2 separate regions of the Homo sapiens genome follow, and region 1 is linked to region 2. A link is an interaction called in ENCODE POLR2A ChIA-PET data of the cell type or tissue named here. Cell type or tissue: endothelial cell of umbilical vein. All regions are shown on one strand.

The links. Peaks named below come from ENCODE experiments on the same cell type or tissue, not always from the same donor. Only the 100,000 strongest peaks of a DNase experiment are listed, where the experiment ranks them.
Region 1: POLR2A ChIA-PET joins it to region 2 with 10 read pairs; 5 of 35 experiments call an interaction of 5 or more read pairs at or near these places.

What each region holds. Positions count from the first base shown.
Region 1 is chr18:23,589,733-23,597,732 of GRCh38, forward strand. No RefSeq gene overlaps it. Among named protein-coding and RNA genes, the nearest start is that of NPC1, 7.2 kb to the left of the region's middle. In endothelial cell of umbilical vein, no CTCF peak of the experiment used is centred here; a DNase peak (open chromatin) is centred at 4,189; H3K27ac peaks cover 1,381 bases.
Region 2 is chr18:23,691,735-23,699,734 of GRCh38, forward strand. The region is part of intron 1 of LAMA3 (laminin subunit alpha 3); the gene reads left to right. Among named protein-coding and RNA genes, the nearest start is that of LAMA3, 6.3 kb to the left of the region's middle. In endothelial cell of umbilical vein, no CTCF peak of the experiment used is centred here; a DNase peak (open chromatin) is centred at 3,787; H3K27ac peaks cover 383 bases.

The DNA.
Region 1 (8,000 bases), 100 kb before region 2:
CTAAATGCAATCTGTGATTTTATTTATTTTGTTTCTTATTTTAAAAAATATTGGGGCTGGGCACGGTGGCTCACGCCTATTATTTCAGCAGTTTGGGAAGCCGGGGCAGGTGGATCACCTGAGGTCAGGAGTTCGAGACCAGCCTGGCCAACATGCTGAAACTCCGTCTCAATTAAAAATACAAAAATTGGCCAGGCGCGGTGGTTCATGCCTGCAATTCCAGCACTCTGGGAGCCGAGGCAAGTGGATCACCTGAGGTCAGGAGTTCAAGACCAGCCTGGCCAACATGGTGAAACTCCATCTCTACTAAAAATACAAAAAATTAGCCAGGCATGGTGGTGGATGCCTGTAATTCCAGCTACTCAGGAGGCTGAGGCAGGAGAATCTCTTGAACCTGGGAGGCGGAGGTTGCAGGGAGCTGAGATTGCGCCATTGCACTGCAGTCTGGGCAACAAGAAATTAGGCTGGGCGTGATGGCTCACACCTGTAATCTCAGCACTTTGGGAGGCTGAGGTGGGTGGATCATGAGGTCAGGAGATCGAGACCATCCTAGCCAACATAGTGAAACCCCGTCTCTACTAAAAATACAAAAATTAGCCGGGGGTGGTGGTGCATGCCTGTAATCCCAGCTAGTCGGGAGGCTGAGGTGAGATAATCACTTGAACCAGGGAGTTGGAGGTTGCAGTGAGCCGAGGTCGCCCCACCGCACTGCAGCCTGGCTACAGAGCGAGACTCCGTCTCAAAAAAAAAAAAAAAAATTAGCTGGGCGTGGTGGCACACACCTGTAATCCTAGCTACTCAAGAGGCTGAGGCAGGAGAATTGTTTGAACCCAGGAGGTGGAGGTTTCAGTGGCCGAGATCACGCCATTGCACTCCAGCCTGGGCGACAGAGCAAGACTCCGTCTCAAAAAAAAAAATAAATAAAATAAAATTAGGATGCTTTGATTTGTATTTCTTTAATTATAAGTGAGATTAAAAATCTTTTCACACATTTATAAGTAATTTTATTTATTTTTCTGTGCTTTTTTCTTTTTTCTTTTGAGACAGAGTCTCACTGTGTCACCCAGGTTGTAGTCTAGTGGCATGATCACAGCTCACTGCAGCCTTGACCTCCCTGGCTAAAGTGATCCTCCTGCCTCAGCCTCCAAAGTGCTGGATAATAGGTATGAACCACCATGCCAAGCCAATAAAATTTTATTACCAAAAAAACCTTTGATTTCTTCTAAAATTTTTTTAAAAAGCTTTTTAAAAAATTTTTTTCTGCTGCTGATCTGCAACCTTCAAAGTAGGTAGTCCTTCAAATAGGCAGAGAAAAAAAGAATGCCTACTTACCTAACAAATTGCAAGCTTGCCTAGTTCCTAACCTGAAGCCTAAAGTTCAATAACAGAAAATGAAGATAGAACTAGGGTTTTGGGGTAATAGAATGTAATCAATGTCATTTAGTGACGTCTGAGGCCATTGCACAAAATACCAAAGACTGGTGTGACTTAAACAATAGGAATTTATCTGTTACAGTTCTAGAGGTTAGAGAGTTCAAGATCAGCATGGGGAGCTTATTTGGTTCCTGGTGAGGGCTCTCTTCCTGGCTTGTAGACAGCACCTTCTCCCTGTGTCCCCAGATGGTGTTTCCTTAAGTGTGTGCTTTCAGGGAGAAAGATTTCTCTCTCTCTTCCTCTTCTTCAACAATCCTATTGAATTAAGGCCCCTCCCTTATGACTTTATTTAACCTTAATTACCTCCTAAAAGCCTTATCTTCAAATACAGTCACCTTGGGGGGTTAGGGCTTCAACACAAGACATTTGGGGGAGCACAATTCAGTCCCTAGCACCTTTCCTTTTACTCAGGGCTGCATTATGACTTGTGTGGGCCCCAGGCACCTTTGCCTTTAAGGACCCCTTTTTCCTTCAAAAAAAAAAATTTAAAATGAGAGTTTCCAATTGCATTATAAAGACACATATAACGCTGGCTGAATTCATTATTATATGCTCATTATTACAGTATTCTTATTTTTGTTCTGATTTCAAAAGAAATTAAAATTAAAACATTTTCATGGGACAGTAAAATTATCACTGTGTCTACTGTGCCTAATAAGTTGATCTGGTTTTCGCAGCCAGCATCGTAGAACTATTCCCTATAGTAGTCATGGACATTGTAAATTTTTTGATCGCCTTCCCCAAAAAACCTCCAGGACCAGCAGTGGAGCTGGCTCTAAAAGAAGCGCCTATAGAGAGTGGGAGGCTGTCCAGCTGAACACAGGGAACAGCTCACACCTCCCTTCCTCCAGCAGGCTACGAATTGCCAACACATTTTGGTGAAATATAGGAGAGCTTTAGTTAATGCTTCTGCCAACCCCCTAAGGAGGTTCAGGTTGAGCATTTTTGAGAACTCTTTTTGTTAATAGACTTTTCCTTTTAATTAAGATATAATATTCATATATGAGGTATACAGAACTTAGCTGTACAGCTTGATGAGTTTTCTACTTTTTTTTTTTGAGACTGAGTCTCACTGTGTCACCCAGGCTAGAGTGCAGTGGTGTGATCTTGGCTCACTGTAAACTCTGCCTCCTGGGTTCAAGTGATTCTTGTGCTTCAGCATCCCAAGTAGCTGGGATCATAGGCACACTCCACCATGCCTGGCTAATTTGTGTATTTTTAGTAAAGACGGGGTTTCGCCATGTTGCCCAGGGTGGTCTCAAACTCCTGGACTCAAGTGATCCACCTGCCTTGGCCTCCCAAAGATCTGGGATTACAGGCATGAGCCACTGCGCCCAGCCAAGTTTCTTTTATGTGTTAAACACTTTTATTAGTTGTCTATTACTGAATAACAAATTACTCCAAAACTTAGTATATTAAATGAACAAACATTTATTTTATCCCAGTTTCTGCCAGTCAGGGATTTGGGTGGTTCTAGGTGGTTCTGGCTCAGGGTCTCTCCTGAGGTTATGGCCAAGAAGTTGGCCCAGGCTACCATCATCTGAAGGCTTGACTGGGGCTGGAGGATCTGCTGTTGAAGATGCTGTGGGAAGCTGGGCTCGGTGGCTCACACCTGTAATCCCAGCACTTTGGGAGGCCAAGGTGGGCGGATCACTTGAGGTCAGGAGTTCGAGACCAGCCTGGCCAACATGGTGAAACCCTGTCTCCACTAAAAATACAAAAATTAGCCGGGCATGGTTGCACATGTCTGTAATCTCAACTACTCGGGAGGCTGAGGCAGGTGAATTGCTTGAACCCAGGAGGCCGAGGTTCCAGTGAGCTGAGATCATGCCACTGCACTCCTGCCTGGGTGACTGAGCAAGACTCTGTCTCAAAAAAAAAAAAAAAAAAGATGCTGTGGGAAGGAGGCCTCAGTTCCTCCTCTCCATAGGCTGCTGAGTGTCCTCAGGACTTGGCAGCTGGCTTCCTCCAGAAGGAGTGATCCAAAAGGGATTGAGAGCAAGGCAGAGCCATAATGTCTGTTATGAGTTAGCCTCAAATGTTATATGCCATCACTTCTGCCATGTAATACTGGGCACACAGACCAGTCCTGATGCAGTGTAGGAAGGGGACCAGACAAGGACAAGAGGAGGGGAGCACTGGGGCCATCTTGGAGGCTGGCAACCACAACATCCATGTAGCCAACACCCAGAGGAAGGATATGGAAACTTTAGCACTTCAGAAGCCTCCTTTATGCCCCTTTCCCAGTCGATATCATCACCCCTCCTTTAACCGGGAGGCAACCACTCTTCTGATTTCTCTCACTGTAAGTTGGTTTTGCCTGTCCTTGAACTTCATGTAAAGGGAATCATACTCCTCTGCGTCTGGTTTCTTTCACTGAACATTATGTGTGTGGCTCATCCACATTACTTGTGGTGGTAGCATCTTTTAAAAGAATTGCTGTGTAGTATTCCATGGCTCAAACATATCATGGCAGACATCTGGGTTGTTTCTTCTTCCAGTTTGGGCTGTTACAAATAAAGGTGCTGTGAGCACTGTTGTACAGGTCATGTGTTCAGTATACACACTCAATTACTTTGGGTTCTGTGATAGACTTTTTAAACTCTTTACTTACGCAAGCCAAATTTTATAGACATCTTCATTTAAAATAGCTTACAGCTACAACTCATGACTTTAGTACCAATGGTTATGACCTACTCGGAAATGGGCATTGTTGCTCAGAATTCTGGTAAAATGTTACTCATCCTAGTAAGGAAGGATGTTTGAGTTGGTGATTAATCCAGTCATGGGTTGTGGTGTAACTTCCACTCAGTTAGGATGCTACCAGAGTTGGAATGACTTGTGGTTTAGCAGTCAGGGTTTCAAACTGGCATTGCCTTCCCTGCAGGATTTGCTCACAGGACATAGTTTCCTTTGCCAGGGGTGGTTTTTGATCAAATGTTTCCTAAAATGGAGAGTCCAACTCCTGTAAACTGAAGACTTTCTAAGACTATTCTTAAAACTTGAAATGTAGGAATAACAACAGCATTTCACTCATTAAAGCTCGGAGGATTCAATCCTAGTGAGGGAGGGAAGAAGAACCAAAGATAGCGGAAGGAATTTTTTCTGTTGACAGAGATAAGGCTGACATGTCACCTAAGAACTGAAGATCTTTAATTAACTTCCTTTATGTTATTTTTATTTTACTTTATTTTATTTTTACTTTTTGAGATGGAGTCACACTCTGTCGCCCAGGCTGGAGTTCAGTGGTGCGATCTTGGCTCACTGCAACCTCCGCCTCCTGGGTTCAAGTGATTTTCCTGCCTCAGCCTCCTGAGTAGCTGGGATTATGGGCGCCCACCACCACACCTGGCTAATTTATTAAGTTTTAGTAGGGACAGGGTTTCGGCATGTTGGCCAGGCTGGTCTCGACCTCCTGGCCTCAAGTGATCTGCCCGCCTTGGCCTCCCAAAGTGCTGGGATTATAGATGTGAGCCACTGTGCCTAGCTGAATTCCTTTGTTGAAACATAACCTCATTCATATTAATAAATTAATTTTTTTTTTGAGAGAGAGGGAATTGCTCTATTACCCAGGCTGGAGTGCAGTAGTGAGATCACAGCTCGACCTCCCAAGGCTCAAGTGATCCTCCTACCTTAGCCTCCTGAGTAGCTGGGACTTCTGGCACACACCACCATGCCAGGCTAATTTTTTGTATTTTTTGTACAGACGGAGTCTCACTTTGTTGCCCAGGCTAGTCTCAAACTCTTGGGCTCAAGTGCTTTTCCCACCCCAGCCTCCCAAAGTGCTGGGATTAGAAGCATGAGCCACCATGCCTAGCCTCACTCATATTTTAAAATTACCTGAAAGTATTGCTAAAAATAAGGATTAGGTCACCAGGAAAAGAATCGAAGACTTTCCAGACCCAGTGATACATAGGTTATTTAACTGAGGGCTAAGTATAGTCAGAGGGCCCAGAGAAAACACCTCTGTGTGACTAGTTTACCCTCCATGTGTTCATTACATTAAGCAGAAGAATAATTATTTTCACATTTCTCGACTAGAATGTCTAATGCTAGTTTTGCCTGTCATTTTTTGTTTTTGTTTTTCTCCATGCTTTGAAGTACAAATACTAGGGTCTGAGCTGCTATGGCTCAATGGCATGAAATATCATAACATGGTGTGGCTTTGTTCACAGCCAGGCATGTTCTAAGCACTTTAGCATCTTTTCACAGTGAGATGAAGTTCACCAATTTGGCTGGGCAAGGTGGCTCATGCCTGTAATCCTAGCACTTTGAGAGGCCAAGGCAGGCAGATCGCTTGAGTCCAAGATTTGGAGGCCAGCCTGGGCAACATGGCGAAACTCCAGCTTTACCAAAATACGAAAGTTAGCCAGGCATGGTGGTGCGTGCCTGTAGTCCCAGCTACTTGGTAGGCTGAGGAAGGAGGATCGTTCGAACCCAGGATGCAGAGGTTGCAGTGAGTTGAGATCGTGCCATTACACTCCATCTTGGGTGACAGACCAGGACCCTGTCTCAAAAAAAAAAAAAATCACCAATTAAAACCAATCAACCAGCATAGGTATAGATCCGCAACCATAAATTATCTCATTTGACCAGGCCTGTTTGCATTGCACCACGCCTATTTGCATCTCTATAGGGTGGTACCAAGTCTGTTTTTTTCATGTTGCCTTAGTCTTAGTACAGAGCAGAGGCAATGCACACTGATAGTTGGCCGGTGATTCCTAGAAAGCATCAGGAGTATCTTCACAAATACAATTCTATCCAGTGAGGAGTAGAATCATTTCAAGGGAATAATTTTATTTAATTTAACGTTAGCTCCAGGTCCACTCACCAATCCTTATCCATAATCTCCATTACAAGGCCAGAATTCTTTTTTTTTTCTTTTTTTTTTTAGATGGAGTCTCACTCTGTAGCCCAGGCTGGAGTGCAGTGGCACGATCTCGGCCCACTGCAACCTCTGCCTCCCGGGTTCAAGCGATTCTCCTGCCTCAGCCTCCCGAGTAGCTGGGATTACAGGTACCTGCCCCTGTGCCCGGCTAATTTTTGTAGTTTTAGTAGAGATGGGGTTTCAACATCTTGACCAGGCTGGTCTTGGAACTCCTGACCTCGTGATCCACCCTCCTCGGCCTCCCAAACTGCTGGGATTACAGGCAAGAGCCACCACGCCCAGCCACAAGGCCAGAATTCTTTGATGACTGAACAAGCTCATCAAAGACAGAGTGGTGGAGCAAAAGCAGCCTCGAGTTTCCCAGCCTTTGTGTCATATGGCCACACTTCTTCACGTGGTTCGCTGCCTGCTCTCCTCTCCTGGAGACCTTCTCCTTCCTCATTATGTTTCACTTCCTGCTCTTGTTCATTGTTTCATTCTCTTTGCTGAGTTCCCTTCTTTCAAAGTTTATTCTCAGTTTGCCATCTGTTTAAAAAAAAATGTATTAAATTTAGAGGCAGGGCCTTGCTATGTTGCCCAGGCTGGTCTTCAATTCCTGGGCTCAAGTAATCCTCCCGCCTCAGCCTCCCTTCAGACAGTAGCCACTATGCCCAGCCATTTTGCCATCTCTTTTATTCTCAGCAGATTCTCCGTGGGGACCTCATTCATCCCATGACTTTGACCATCACCTCTATGCAGATGATGCCTACACTAGTAACAACAGCCTTGTCCTAAACATTAATTTGTTATTTCCAACTGCCTTCTAGAATCTATTTCACAGATCCTTCCAAGTGAACATGTCCAAACTCTATCTCCTCACCCCAAATCTGCTATTCTTCCCTATTGCCTAACAAAGTTATTGGCTCATCCACCTTGTAAACTTTGTGGGCCAAGAAGAATTAACAAAGCCAGCCCAAGACTGCCTATCCTTAGGAAGTCCTGCTTACAAGGTTGGCCCTCAGCTGACAAACAGTTCCCTACACTGATATCAAACTTGCCCTAAATGATAAGAAGTATTCACTTTGCCTTAACTGTTTGTGCAAACAATGTGGTTTATACTGAATGCCTGTTTTCCTTCTGGAGGTCTTGATTTTTGGTAAATGCTAGGCAGAAGGGATCTATGTGACCAGCTCCCGGTTGAAACCCTGAGCACTAAGTCTTCAATGAGTTTCCTTGGTAGACAACACTTGCTGCCACAACTCGGTTGCTGGAGGAATTAAGCTCATTCTGTGGGAGAGGTTTCTCAGAAGCTTGCACCTGCTGTCTTCTATCTTTGCTCTATTTTCCTTTTGTCTTTGCTGATTTTGCTATGTGTCTTTTTGCTGTAATCTTAACCATGTATTTGAGTATACATGTATATGTAACCATGTATATGAGTATATTTATGAGTAAACTAGATATATGAGTCCTATGTCTTCCTAGCAAGTCACTACACCTGGGGATGATCTTGGGAATGCCTAACACACTTTAGCACAATTCTTAGCTCTCCTTTCTTTTCTTCATCCTCTATATTTAATTGTCACCAATTATCATTAACTCTACCTGCAAGTATTTTCAAAAACATGTCCCATATTCTCCACCTTCACTGCTCTGATGCTACAATTGTGACTCCATCTGGGCACCACTGCCTCCTCCACCT
Region 2 (8,000 bases):
CTAATTTTTGTATCTTTTGTAGAGACAAGGTTTTGCCATGTTGGCCAGACTGGTCTTGAACCCCTGGGCTCAAGCGATCTGCCCACCTTGGCCTCCCAAAGTGCTGGGATTACAGGCATGAGCCACTGCACCCGGCCTGATTTTATGTTATACTTGATTTTAGTGGTTGTTATAGCTGAAAAGATACCTAAAAAAATATGTAGATTCAAATGGAAGAACTGCATTGACCAGTCACATAATTTACAGAGTTCAGTGCAAAGTGGAAATGTAGAACCCCTTGTTAAAAAATTATTTTAAATATCAAGATGGTGACAGCACAGCATTGAAGTAAGCGAGGGGCCCTTCGAAGTGAGAGGCCCCAAGTGACTGTACACGTCTTTTGCTGTCTAAGCTACTAAATCATGGTACTATAGCTCTAGCTCTGCCCCATCCTTCGGTTAGCCTAAAAATTTTTAGAAGTAGAAACTTGGCCGGTAATTGTTCACTTCCAAGTTGTATTCAGCATTCCTAGTAGAAAGGTATTACGTTTTAATGTTTTGTATTGTTTTGTTTTTGAGACGAAGTCTCTCTCGTCTCTCCCAGGTTGGAGTGCAGTGGCACGGTCTCAGCTCACTGCAACCTCCGCCTCCTGGGTTCAAGCTATTCTTCTGCCTCAGCCTCCCGAGTAGCTGGGATTACAGGCGCCTGCCACCACGCCCAGCTAATTTTTGTATTTTTAGTAGAGACGGGGTTTCACCATGTCGGCCAGGCTGGTCTCGAACTACTGACTTCAGATGATCCACCCACCTTGGCCTCCCAAAGTGCTAGGATTACAGGCATGAGCCACCGCAGCCGGCCCGTTTTGATGTTTTAAACAATAGATTCAAGACTCACTGCAAATCTTTTGTTGGAAAATATTAATGTTAGAAAATTTTGTTTCCATGAGAAAAGACTTATTTCTGTCATTCTGATGCTTGTTTTCTATATGCCTTATATATTTTTTGGCTACTCTCAATTCTTCTATTATTGTCTTCTGGTTTAACTGATTTTTACCATTTTGATTCTCTCCTCATTTCCTTTTCTATATATATTTAGTTTTTTTTTAGTACTTATTCTGAAGATTACGATTAGTATCCTAAATATATAACAATCCAGTTTGAATTGATACTAGCTTAACTTCAACAGCATCCCAAATTCTGCTTCTGTATAACTCTGTCCTTTACATTATTGTTGCAAATTACATCTTTATACATGATTGTTCATTATTATGAATTTATAATTATTGTTATTATATATGCATTTGTCTTCTAAATAATATACAAAAAAAGCAGTTAAAAACCAAAAATATGGAGAGGCATGGTGGCTCACGCCTGTAATCCCAGCACTTTGGGAGGCCGAGGTGGGCGGATCGCCTGAGGTTGGACGTTCAAGACCAGCTTGGCCAGCATGGTGAAACCCCGTTTCTACTAAAAATACAGAAATTAGCCGGGCGTGGTGGCAGGTGCCTGTAATCCCAGCTACTCGGGAGGCTGAGGCAGCAGAATTGCTTGAACCCAGGAGCTGAGATCGCGCCATTGCACTCCAGCCTGGGCAACAGAGGAAGACTCCATCTCAAAAACAAAACAACCCAAAAATACAATAATACTGGTTTTTATGTTTACATATGTAGTTACCTATACTGTTGTTCTTTCTTAGTATGGCTTTGAATTACTGTCTAGTGTCTTTTTATTTCATCTTGAATGACTCCTTTTAGCATTCCTTGTAGAGTAGATCTGCTAGCAGGATTCCCTCAGCTCTTGAGAGTGAGACTCTGTATCAAAAAAAAAAAAAAAAGAGAAACGTACAGTGCATTATATACTGAACACATTTGCCATGCTAAATAATCCACTGGCATACAGACTTCTATAGCCTTCTATATTATAGAAATAGTAACTTGTTTTAGTACTGTTTTAATAACTAGATATTATTTGTTTAAAGATACTTCTTATCAGCTCAAATAATATTTTGGGGGGAGATTTTAATTTTTAAGGTTAATTTAGTGGCAATAATACATTTTTCCAAATCATACATTTATTCCTGGTTGTAATTTAGGCATTTATGAAACCTTTGTTAACTCTCTGCATTCTGGAACCATTTGCCTAGTTAGGAAAAGATTTACTAAGTGGCACCTGAGTGGTCTAAGTCAATGGAGCTGCCTATGGTTGTGCTACATACATGGATTCCTGGCCAAGCGGGTGAGTAGGGTCACCTGGGCAGGGCTGCATCTGCTCAGAGGCAGGGAGTCTTTTTCTGCTTTGCAATAAAGAACTGTTTGAATGAGGTCATAGGACACTGATTAGATCCCTCATGTCAACAGGGTGGAAACTGCCCTGAGGAAAGCCAGCTCCTTGAGTCCCATGTGCCCTGCCAGTTTCTCAGTGTCAAAAACATATTGTATTCCCTCAGTGGTTTTCCCATCCTAGAAGCTCAGAAAATACATGTGGAGTTAATAAATGAATATTAACTGGAGAATAATACGGGTTTAAAGTGATTATGCACATCTTAATTGTGAGAGGTGGGAAATAGAAGTGAGTTCTCCATTACTTTCAAGTTGCACCATATACTGTGCATACTGTGTATAGGAGTGATACCAAATATAGGGGGCAGAATGGTGAGAAGGAGGAATGGCCTAGTAATGAGGGGCTTTGCTCCCCTGCTTAATGCAGGGTATTGATTTAACACACACAGACAACACTTACTGATGCTTGGCACAGGTCTAAAGCATATTACACATTGAGTTCTTGATTGTCACAACAATTTATGAATGTATGAAGGAGGTACAATTAGCATGCTTCTTTTACAAATGAGGAAACTGAAGCGCACAGAAGTTAAGTGATGTGTCCAAGATCACACACTTAGTATGTGGTAAATCCAGATTTAAACCCAGGTACTCTGGCTGCAGAATTCACGCTCTTACCCGCTATACTACTGTCACAGACATGCTAACTACTCCTTCCTCTGAGTTCCAGCTAAACTTTGCGTTGCCTTGCTAATGCCACTTATCACCTTGGAGCCATCCATTATCATGTCTGTCTCCTTATTAGGATCATGAGCTTCCTGAGGGTGGGGCCCTGTCTTCCTGTTCATGTCTGGACAGAGTATTGAGATGCCCCATAGAGTAGAATTCCTGTGCAAAGTATGCTGCACTGTTTCCTTGTGGAAGCTTGTCTTAGACACCCCATCAATGCTTTTTGAAGAAATATTCAAAAGGCAACACCACCATAGAATTTACTTATCAGAGCAACACCCTGATGGAATTGCTGTTTGATTTTAAAAGTACCTGAATTTCAACAATCTGTCTTCTGGAAGACAGGTGTGGCCCTGCTGTGTCTGATGCAGTGGCTGAACCCAATGCCCAGGACTGGACTCCCAGAAGCTGGAAGAGGCAAGGAAGGATCCTTCCTCTACATATTTCAGAGGGAGGGCAGTCTTGCTGACACCTTGATTTTGGTCTTGTAGCCTCCAGCATGGTGAGAGAGAAATTTCAGTTGTTCTAAGCCACCCATTTTGTGCTACTTTGTATGGCAGCCTTAGAAACTTAATGCAGTAACTTTAGCTTCAACTCAGTTAACCAGCAGTTGTATTGACCATTCAGTGTATGCGTGTTATCCCTGTTTGGGAGAGCAGCAGAGAGGGGACCCTGCATGAGGCTCTGTGTGTAGTTCTAGGGTCCTGGTTTGTGAGACTTTGCAACCTGATAACTCAAAATGTGGCCCCTAAAAAGAATGAGAAGAGCTCTAGGCTGAACAAATATTTAGAGATCACGCACATTATGAGTCATCCTTAAGGCCAGGAATGGTGGCTCATACTTATAATCCTAGCACTTTGGGAGGCTGAGGCGGGTGAATCACTTGAGGTCAGGAGTTTAAAACCAGCCTGGCCAAATAAAAAATAAATTAGCTGGGCATGGTGGCGTGTGCCTGTAATCCCATCTACTTGGGAGGCTGAAGCAGGAGAATTGCTTGAACCCAGAGGTGGAGGCTGCAGTGAGCCGAGATCACACCACTGCACTCCAGCCTGGGTGACACAGCAAGACTCCATCTCAAAAAAAAAAAAAAAAAAAAAAAAAAAAAAAAAAAAAAAAGAAATATGTGCACTTCTTTATGGCAGTAAGCTGTGTTGTGTGTGTCTTACCCCTGATCCTTGCTTAATGCATGTGGGGTGGCCCGAGTTTGGGGGTGGTGCATACCTGTGAGCCTTGGATCCACCTTTTGAACAGAGCCCAGTGGTTGGATAATTCCTCCACTACTAGTGAGGGCTCAGAGGGCTGCTTTAGGGGAGGGCAGGGATGGAATTGTGAAATGAAAGCTCCTATTCCCTATGTCGTGGGATTGGCTCTGCAGAGACTAAATATTGCCAAACATTTGTGTGCATGAAAGACATTGGTGGCAAAGATTCTATGCAAGATAGTTTGCACAGTAATTTGATGAGAATGCAAACATTTCAGACTTTTAAATTTTCTTACATGTTTCCAGGCTGCTTTCCTATTTTATTATGAGGACTTAGCATTTACTGTATCTTTAATGTATCATTGAATTCTAAATGTTTTTGATGAACTAGAAAAAGTAGCAGCATGTTCTGGGAGACTTCATTAGGAAAATCACTAAATAAGCTTGTTATAAACTTATTGAGTTCTCTTTCTTTTATTTTATTTCATTATCTTCTAGGTAAACTTATTAGACTTTTCTTTGAATAAAAATATAGCTGTTAAAGTAAAATTTTCTGATAGAAATGCTAAGAGCAGGTGAAATCCCCCTGTTTTTTTTGAGACGGAGTTTTGCTCTGTGGCCCAGGTTGGTGTGCAGTGGTGCGATCTCGGCTCACTGCAACCTCTGCCTCCCAAGTTCAAGCAATTCTCCTGCCTCAGCCTCTCAAGTAGCTGAGATTACAGGCATGTGTGAACACGCCCGGCTAATTTTTGTATTTTTAGTAGAGATGGGTTTCACCATGTTGCCTAGGCTGGTCTTGAACTCCTGACCTCAAGCAATCCACTTGCCTTGGCTTCCCAAAGTTCTGGGATTGCAGGCGTGAGCCACTGCACCCTGATAGATGAACTCTTTATTCTCTTTCTCTGAGCAGGTGCTGGCTTAGAAGAGATTCTTTCAACCTTTCCTATACTTGATGCTACCTGCAGCATCCTCATTTTCTTTGATCACTTGCCTTGGTTCTGGGGTGTGGTCTTTCTCTGGCTACTCCACATGTGACTGTCACTGCAGCTTAAGAAAATTGTAGCTGAAGCAAGCCACAGTAGAACTGCCTGACTAAATATGAGGAAGAGGAGGCCAAGGACCTTTAGAATCATTACAAAGATGTTTGTAAGCAGCGGTTCTCCATCTTCATGGGAGATTAAATAGGAAGGAGGGTGTAATGTTGCAGCACAAAGTACTGGGATTTGCTACAGAGAAGAACTTCCTGTGCTAAGCATGCTGCACCACTGAAATGATTTCTGAAGAGGAGGGTGAGGACTTCATCTTTAGGTCAAAATCCTCTGTGTGATCTTTTAGCCCCCAACATTTGCAATTACAAGGCTTTACTTGGGAGGCCTCATGGGGGAAAGCTGCCCTCCCCATGCCTGACTTGGTGCACAGTGAATGCATTGCAATTTTCTGGAGGGAGTTTTGGTCAACGACGCAGGCTGTACTGGCTCAGGAGCCTCTCATATACATATCTGCATTCCTGACCCAGGAGCCTCTATTCTGGGGGCTCCCTTATCAGGAGCCTTGGCTGAGGCTCTTCCCAGGTGCCTCCACTGAGACTTCCTTACTGGTACACCATACAGGTTGGGAATCCCTCATCCAAAAATCCAAAATCCCAAATGCTCCCAAATCCACAACTTTTTGAGTGCCAGCATGACGTTCAAAGAAGTGCTCATTGGAGCTTCCTGGATTTTGGATTTTTGGATTAGAAATGCTTAACTGGTAAGTATAATATAAATATTCCAATACCCGCCCCCCGCCCCAAAAAAAAATCCCGAATCTGAAACATTTTTGGCCTCAAGTATTTCGGATAAAGGATACTCAACCTGTGTCAGTTTGCTCGGACTGCCATAACAAAGTACCACAGCGAGGGTGGCTTAAATAGCACAGCTGGATTTTCTCACAGCTCTGGAGGCTTAGAAGTCTAAGGCATGGGTATGGCTGGTTTCTGCTGAGGCCTCTCTCCTTAGCTTGTAGACGGCCACCTTCTGCCTGTGTCTTCACATGGTCTCTTCTCTGTGCGTATGTGTCCCCAACTCCTCTTCTTATAGGGATTCCAGGCGTATTGGATTAGGGCCTGCCATAATGACTTCATTTTACCTTAATTATCTCTTTAAAGGCCCTATCTCAAAATACAGTCCTATTCTGAGGTCATGGGGGTTAGGACTTCAAACTATGAATTTGTGGGAGGGGGTGGGTGGGGTGGTGGGGGGAAATGGAACACTGGGGAACCAGCCTGTTTCTCTTCTTCTTCTTTTTTTTTTTTTTTTTTTTTTGAGACGGAGTCTTGCTCTGTCACCCAGGCTGGAGTGCAGTGGCGCGATCTCGGCTCACTGCGAGCTCCGCCTCCCGGGTTCACGCCATTCTCCTGCCTCAGCCTCCCGAGTAGCTGGGACTACAGGCGCCTGCCATCACGCCCAGCTAATTTTTCTATTTTTAGTAGAGACGGGGTTTCACCGTGTTAGACAGGATGGTCTCAATCTCCTGATTTTGTGATCCGCCTGCCTTGGCCTCCCAAAGTGCTGGGATTACAGGCGTGAGCCACCGCGCCCCACCTCTCTTCTTTTTTATCTCTTGCCTGCACTGTCACAGTAAGTTAATAAAGTCTGGGTTGGTGCTTCATTTGGACTCATTGTCTTAATTGACCGCTTTAACAGCTGGAAGCTCAACAGAGGCTGGAAGACTGACTTTTGAGGTGATTCTTAAAGTAGATTCCAATCAACTAATAAGAATGGTGCTGCCTGGAGACAAGCGTGCCCACGCACTTGTGGGTAATGTCCATTCACTTCTATATTTAGCAAATATTTATTGGCATCTACTATGTGCCAGGTATAGGGGATGGTGATATAAGGGGCTGGAAGTACAGTTACAAGGCAGAAAAGACCCCTGTCCTCACTGAGCTAACCTCCCATGGGGAGACTGTAGCCGTTGAGTAAATATAATAATTGTAGGTTGTTATTTTGCCTTAGAGAGAATAAACAGGATTCTGTGATAAAAATTAAAGAGGAGATGATGGCCAGGGTGCGGTGGCTCACGCCTGTAATCCTAACAGTTTGGGAGGCTGAGGCGGGCAGATAGAGAGAGAGAGAGAGAGAGAGAGAGAGAGAAAGAAAAGAAAAGAAGGAAAGGAGATGATGTTGGTGCAGAAACCTGAGTAACCTGAGGGTTGAGAGGAAGGCAGCCTCACAACGAGGTTGGGAGAGGGCGACCCTGGAGGCCTGAGGCCCCTGAGGCGGGAACATGCTTGGTGTGTTCCAGGAACTCAGAAAGCCACATGACTGTTGTTGTTACACGTTTTGAATGTTGTCCCTGAGTGAGACCTCTGTGGTCTTTCTAGAATTTATACATATTTCACTTTATTTTTGTATGTATTGATACCCTTTCTGGTCCTCAAAAATATTTAAGTGAGTGATAAAACTAAAAAGCTGAGATGAGGGAATTGGGAATGTGGGAAAAGAAAGCAGGAAAAAGTGTAATTGTTTCATAAAGGGGTTAAAATAATAACTGAAATAGAACTGAGAGGGAAAAACCTGGTTTGAGGAATGCGTCAGGTTGGGGTCAGACTATCTCCTTGAGGAAGGTGTCTGGTTCTCATAGATCAGTAGTTGATGGTTGATTGTGTAAACTACCAGGAAAGACCTCTTTCATAAATCTAGGCTAAGAGGAAGTACTTTGGGTTTGGGGTATTAATTGGGCAGGCCTAGATGTGGCCTGGCCCACATTGTAAACTTGCGTTTGCCTTGGAGCAGATGACTTACATATCATTAAAGCTGCCAAACACCCCAC